2 separate regions of the Homo sapiens genome follow, and region 2 is linked to region 1. The links are chromatin contacts, found by Hi-C or POLR2A ChIA-PET in ENCODE. All regions are on one chromosome and are shown on one strand. The core of a region is the stretch at or near the end of the contact, and the rest is flanking DNA. Distances in the headings are between cores, read along the strand shown.

Region 1 (3,572 bases), core at 262-2,761:
CCTAGAGGCTGCAGCATGGGAGAACTTCCCACACAGGCAACACGCCGTCCCCTCTTCTCTCTTGCACAGTTCCTGCTTTACCAAGACCATCCTAGAAGGCAGTGGGATGAGGACAGGAGACCAGCACAAACAGCAAAGGGAAGGACAAGGACCCGGATATGGGTGACGCTGCAGAAACGGAGACGGAGCAGAGGCCAAGCGTATTGTGGGGAAGCATAAACTACCTAGCCTGTGTTCTGCTGTTGATGTGTTGTGTGCTGCCAGGCAAGTTGTTTAATTTTATATCCTCAGTTTCCCCATCAGTGGCATGACAGGGACGACTCTCAGATCCAATATAGCTCTGGCAGTGCAGGACCTTGAGGCCTCAAGTAAGATAACGTGAATCACATGTGGGGTGGATGGGGTGGGATAGTCTCATTTCATGGCAAAGAGATGTTTTGAAGGATGCTGACATTGTGGTGTTAATGAAGGATGCCACTGGCATTGTGTAAAGACACAGAACCAGGAGGGGCAGGGTTCAGGGAGGAATTTAATATGAAACTTGAACCCAGACATAGTCTCAAGCATAAATAGAAATTTAATAGTGAAAAATGTGGCTTTCCAAATCAACGGAAAATAATTCTTCAGTAAATGATGTCAGACAAGTATTTGGGAAATGGGAGAGGAAGTCAAGATCTTTAGCCCCTTTCTTATGCCAGCATTTTTCTAGCAGGATCACAGATTAAAACATAAAAATCATAAAACAAAAGAAACACACTAGAAGAAAATGTGAGTGATATTTTATAACCTTTAGGCACAGAAAGACTTTCTAAAAATGCCTGAATAATAAGATGCACACATAAAGGAAGAATGACATATTTAGCTTCAAATACAGGTTTTATGTATATAAATATGTTTACACAACAGTAAAACAACAAACATTTTAAGACAAATGGCAAAGTAGAAAAAGTGTTTTCAAGGCATATGCTAACAAAGAATTGATGTCTGCGCTATACAAAGACCAAGGCTTTCACATCAGACAGTTCCAGAGGTTCGAGAAAGAGGAAGCCTAGAAAGACAGAAACTTTTAGACACTGTCTGCTCTATTCTAGCCAAACACCACAGAAAAAATGGGGTCCCACCCCTACTCACAACAGCAAAGGCCAAGAGTAGGCTCTAGACTGGCACCCTTTCCAGGCTGTGACCAAGCACCTACAAACCCTGACTGGGGTTGTCTTGAGGAGGAGAGTAGGGACTTTCATCCTGCCAGGTGGTAATGAGCTCTGTGCACCCTACCTCAACTCCCTCAGCATCAGTGGAGACCACATGGGGAGCCAGGACTTCCACCCCCACCCCACCATAACTGGGTGCGTCTCCCCTTTCCCACCGGGGGTTGGATCAACGTTGGCCTAGAGATGAATCAGAAATCTTAGCAATGCCCAGTGGTTAAAAAGCCATCCATGCTTGACATCAGTGGAGGCCACATGAGGAGCAGTCATGAAGCACTCCCATCCCAGGTGGCATCAGGGCGGCTTGCTGGACAGCCAGAAAGTCCACCCACACTCTCGGGAGGGGAAAGCCCCTCCCTCATGCATGTGTCACTGGAGGCTGAGTGGGGATCCTTGACTTCTATTCCTCCCTTGCCAGGAATGAGATGGTGCCACCCTCCACCTCTTTTCCTGGAGGAGTATGTTAGAGGAAGCCAGATAAAATAGAAGATTTAGAGAAGATCCAGAACCTCATGCCATAATATTCCAAATGTCCAGGTTTTCATCAGAAATGACTCATCATACTAAGAAGCAGGAAGATTTCAAACTGAGTGAGAAAAAAAGTCAATAGACTCCAACAGAAAAATTAGAATTATCTGACAAAGATTTTATAGCAGCCGTTATAAAAACAACTTAAAAAGCAGTTATGAGCATGCTTGGAACAAATTAAAAATAGAAAGCCTCAGCAAACACACAGAAGACATAAAAAGGAACCTAATGAAAATGCTTGAACTAAAAAATACAATAACAACCAAATAAAAGTCAGTGGATTTTCTCAACTGCAGAATAGAGGGAAAATAGAAAAAAAAAATCAGTGAACTTGAAGGTAGAAAAATAGAAACTACACAATCTGAACAAGAGAGCAAATAGACCGAAAATTGAAAAATGAACATACCTTCTGGGACCTAAGTGACTATAACATAAGATCTAGCACTCCCAATATCAACATCCCAGGGTGAAGCAGCAGTGTGGAGCTGAAAAAGTACTTGAAGAAATAAAGGCAAAAACACTCAAATTTGGCAAAAGAGACAAACCTGTATATCAAGTTAGCTGAGCAAACCCCAAATGGAATAAATGCAAACAAAAATCCAAAGACACATCACAATCTAACTTCTGAAAACCACAGTCGAAGAAAGATCTTAAAAACAACAAGATACAAAGTACACCTCACCTACAGGAGAAAAACAATATGAATGACAGCAATTTCTATCTGTCTCTCCTTTTTTTTTTTTTTTTAAAGAAAAGGACAGCTAAGAGAGGTGATACAACATTTTTAAGTTCTGGGAAAAAAATGTAAACACAGAATTCTATATACAGCAAAAACATTCCTAAGAAAGGAGTGGGACGTTAGAACATTGTAGATTTAAATTTAAAAAAAAAAAGACGACGAAGAAGAGAACTTGTCAGGAAAACTATCATAAAAGAATGGCCAAAGGAAGTTCTCAAATGGAAAGGAAATGATAGAAGAATGAATCTTGTATCATCAGGAAGAATGCAGGAAGAGTAGAAATATGGGTAAATACATTTGTCTTCTCCTCTTGAGTTTCTTCAATCATGTTTGATAATTGAAACAAAATATATACGTATAAAAAATGTTTGATGCCGTTCTAAATTTATGTGGAAGAAATATTTAAGGCAATTATATTATTATAGGGAATAGTAAAGAGATGTAAAGGAAGATAAGATTTCTTCACTTCACTCAAACTGGTAAAATCCTGGCACTTGATATAGACATATGTAAACAAATATAAATGATTGTTAGAACAAGCAGATAGAATATCAGCAAGGATGTAGATGAACTCAACAAAGTCACCAACTAACAGAATCTAGTTGACACTTCAAAAACACTCTTTCCTGCCCCCCGACAAAAAAAAAAAAGCATACACTTTTTTTTTTTTTTTTTTTTTTTTTTTTTTCAGACGGAGTTTCCCTGTTATCACCCAGGCTGGAGTGCAATGGCGCAATCTCGGCTCACTACAACTTCCGCCTCCCGAGCTCAATCAATTCTCCTGCCTCAGCCTCCCGAGTAGCTGGGATTACAAGCGCCTGCCACCATGCCCAGCTAATTTTTGTATTTTTAGTAGAGACAGGGTTTCACCATGTTGGCCAGGCTGGTCTGGAACTCCTGACCTCAGGTGATCTTCCCGCCTCGGCCTCTCAAAGTGCTGGGATTACAGGCATGAGCCACCACGCCCAGCCCATATACGTTCTTTCTAACAGCACACATATTGTTTTTAAATATCCATAGAACATAAACTAAACCAAGATAGACTATATCCTGGACTGAAGAAAGAAAAGGAAGGAAAGAAAGAAAAAAGAAGGGAG
Region 2 (3,563 bases), core at 440-2,939, 35 kb before region 1:
AAGAGAAGGAAGCTGATCAGTAAAGAGGAAGAGCACACACCGAAGCTCCTAGTGCTGGTGATGAATCCAGACCCCACGCAGAAACCGCTGAGTGTGCAATGTGCCTCTGTTTCCTGCTGCATAAGAAGGGATGATGATAGTACTGACTTCATGGATTTGTTGGGAGAATTTAAGGAGATGAAACCTGCGAGGCACCTAGGACAGCACCTGACACTTAGGTTTACTCCAGTAATATGGGCGCACCTTACAACTATGGCCTTCGCCATTCCAGGGGCCTGCATCAGGAGCCACACTCCAGCACCCACCCCCACAGGTGAGGGGACTCCGCCCAAATGCTCACCACTCACTTCAGAAGCAAACTCAGGAAGAAATCCAAACCCCACCCACAACCGTGGTGATTTTTAAAGGTTCCATACCTTGTTTGAAAAGCTAATATTGTTTTATGAGAATAAAAATGATTAATGTTGGAGAATGGATAAAAATAATAACTCCTATGATGGTGAAATTTGAAAACACCTATGTCTATGTACTTAAGAAAAGCATTTATAGTACAATTAAAATATATTCAATATATGTATTTGTATATATCGTTAAATAGAATTTATAAGAAGCCATTGGTTTGGACTAAGATCCTGCACTAGGCCCAACAGAATAAACCAAAATGGAGATACTGCTAGTCAAGTTCCATGCCACCAAGCTGAAACTAAGCAGTTGATCTGACCTCCTGAGAAATCAGGAGAGAGAGAAAGATAATAGCCAAATCCGCAAACAGGCCAGTTTCAGCTGGCGGGGTGAGGAAGTCCCCCTGTTTCAACCCTGCAAAGAACATCTCTGCTTTTGATTGGCTATGCCTGACTTCTTCAGCCCTTTCCTGTCTATAAAACCAACCTCCCCAGCTCAGCTCATCAGAACACTCACTCTACTTTATAGAATGAGATGGTATCCAATTCTAGAATCACAAATAAGAGCCAATCCAGATCTTTAAACTAAATCTGTCACGATTTTGTCTTTTGACAGCAACACACACACACACACACACACACACAATATCTTCACATTCACACACACATACACGCACACACACAATGTCTTCACATTCACACACACACACACGCACACACACAAAGTCTTCACATTCTCAACCTTGGGTCCTCTCGTGCTTTCTATTGTCTTTTGCATTGGGGGAAGGTTTTCAATAACGTCAAATTTTATAACTTAAAATAAAAAAGTTTCTCCAAGGTTAGGCAAACACATTGCTATTTGGTTATGAACTTTGGTTGTTTCTCCCTGAAAAAATTTCCAGTCTTGCTCAATTTCCAAAAAAAAGAGTTTGGACTCTTACCTAAGCCATGTTTGTCCAAAGAGGTCAGTATCAAGCCTACATGACTTTTTGATCCAGAAAATAGTAGTCATGTTTTGGTCATTCTGAGATAGTCATGGAAAATTACAACACAGATGTTCATACGGGATCTTCCTTCTATTGCCCAGTGCCCCGTGAAGCCCTTGAACAAAACCAGAAGAAAGTGAAAAATAAACAGCCTTATACGGTAAATGAAAAAATAAGGTAACTTTGTGGTAGTGTCGCTAGGCTGAGGGCAGAGAGGGGAGGAGAGCAGTGAGCAGGGGCCTGAAGCCCACAGGCCTGGCCAGAGCACAGCAGAGGAGAATGTAGCCAAGTGTGTACAAGCAGATTCCAGCCAGGCTGCAGTGAGTGTGCGAGCTGGCTCAGCCATTGACTAGCTGTGGGCTGGGAGAAAATTTCTTCACTCCTTTCTGCCTCAGTCCCTTCATCTGTAAAGTAGGAATAAAAATAGTAACACTCGTATAGTGTTGCTGTTAAATACTTCATCTATATCAAGAGCTTAGAACAGTGCCTGGCACAAAATGTGTTTCATACATTTTGCAAATAAAATAAAATAAAAGGGCTCAAAGGAATTGTTTCCAACACTTTTGATGTTAAGATGCAAAAGCTAATATAGTATAATGGTGGTTGCTAGGGTCTGGGGAGAGGAGGAAATGGAGAGTGGCTACTTAGTGGGTACACGGTTTCCTTTTGGGGTGATGAAAATCTCTTGGAACTAGAGACAGCTGGTGGTTGCATAACATTGTGAATGCATTAGATGCCACTGAATTATATGTTTTAAAATGGTTAATGCACATTTTAAAATGGTTAATGACTAATTTTAAGTTATGTGAATTTTGCCTTAATTTTTTGAAAGACAGAGAAAGAAGAAAGAGAAAGAGATGGAGGGAGGGAGAGAGGGAAGAAAGCTATCACTAGTGGTGGGCTTAAATGGCCCTAGAAAATCACGGCTTTTGAGAGGAATCCCAACCCTCAAGGTTGACCTCAACTGGCTCTCGGGTCAAGGCCATGGCCATCTTTTTTGTTCTTATCACATTCATTGATTCTAATTGAGCCTATAGGTATATATTGAGGACTCTCTATGCATCCATTCCTAGCCTACAAGGACTTAGAATGTGAAAATAAATTAAAGTGATTATTAGCCAGTTTGGGAGTGAGGAGGAGCTATGTAGAAAAGTATCATATCTATCAAAAGATATCTATCATACAGTGTAGGGAAGGTCATGATTGAGCTGCCACAGGCTACAATGGAGGTTACACCCAACTCTAAGACAAGGAATCAGGAAAGACAGGTCCTAATAAGTCTTGAGATTTGGTAGAAAGACATGAGACTGAAAAGGTATTTCCTAAAGGGATTTCCAATAGACATGATCACCAAAATTATGTAAATTGAAAAAGATGCCTTTTAGAATATTTAAATTATTTTATCATTGCTGAATTATATTCCACTTTTAAATGGGCTTAAGCCATTCATGGAAAAAGAAAACTAGAGCATGAAAAAGATCAGAAAGAGGGAGGAAGGGGAAAGAAGAGAAGGAAAAAGAATAATTTAATGACTTTGCTCTAATACCATGCACGGAAGGGTCACCAAGCAAAGAAATACGGGAATGACTCTGTTATAAACATAAATGAGATAAACAGTGATAGAAAACTCAACTTTAAGAATTTAACCAAGTAGTATCTCCAAGTTAGTTAATGGCAAAGACATTAAGATTTCATGTGTGTGTCAATGAATTTGACTTTGACTCACATAATGATGTCCCTCCAAAATGTGTTTTCTTCTCCTTCCATTTTACAACTGTGTAAGTTCTAGAAAGTATTTTTCCCAAAGCAACAAAGCCAGCAGGGTAACAGAGAGTCTAGAAATGAAGCCACAACAAGATAATTAGGGGCTCAGTGTGCTAAGGATGAAGAAGAGAATTCCCCGGGAAAGGCATCGTGGCTGTCAACTAATGTCAACCAGAAATACCTGATCCATGCTTCTCTTCAACAGTGAGAACAGATAATAGCATCATCTGCCTCTTGAAGAGCTAAGCTTTATGTTCACCCAAGAGGGATCAAAAAGAGGTCAGGAGACCATTAACCTTAGAAGTGAGCTGTAGGCTGTGAAAAGTTGAACTCCAGTTCTTGCAGTTGTTTTTAACTCTAAACTCTATAAATCTATGATAGTCATTTTAACAGGAAATTGTACAGACTCAAA

The links. Hi-C counts contacts between places; a loop is a spot of excess contacts on that map. ChIA-PET counts read pairs that join two places held with the same protein, here RNA polymerase II (POLR2A). Pooled maps may share reads with other maps.
Region 2: a loop to region 1 is called in a pooled map, with 2.1 times the contacts of the local background. The contact joins two enhancer-like sites. A Hi-C loop is called at or near these places in 3 of 168 maps with a recorded cell type or tissue (ascending aorta, endothelial cell of hepatic sinusoid and heart left ventricle) and 3 of 50 pooled maps. POLR2A ChIA-PET finds 5 or more read pairs at or near these places in 6 of 52 experiments (GM12878, HepG2, Panc1 and 3 more).

What each region holds. Positions count from the first base shown.
Region 1 is chr2:8,173,313-8,176,884 of GRCh38, forward strand. All of the region lies in intron 7 of LINC00299 (long intergenic non-protein coding RNA 299), which reads right to left. Among named protein-coding and RNA genes, the nearest start is that of LINC00299, 150 kb to the right of the region's middle. Within about 2 kb of position 1,512, at least 5 of the 41 ENCODE cell types and tissues checked have a DNase peak (open chromatin) inside an H3K27ac peak, as active enhancers do; they include ascending aorta, where a contact is called at or near this core.
Region 2 is chr2:8,137,938-8,141,500 of GRCh38, forward strand. All of the region lies in intron 7 of LINC00299 (long intergenic non-protein coding RNA 299), which reads right to left. Among named protein-coding and RNA genes, the nearest start is that of LINC00298, 160 kb to the left of the region's middle. Within about 2 kb of position 1,690, at least 11 of the 41 ENCODE cell types and tissues checked have a DNase peak (open chromatin) inside an H3K27ac peak, as active enhancers do; they include ascending aorta, where a contact is called at or near this core.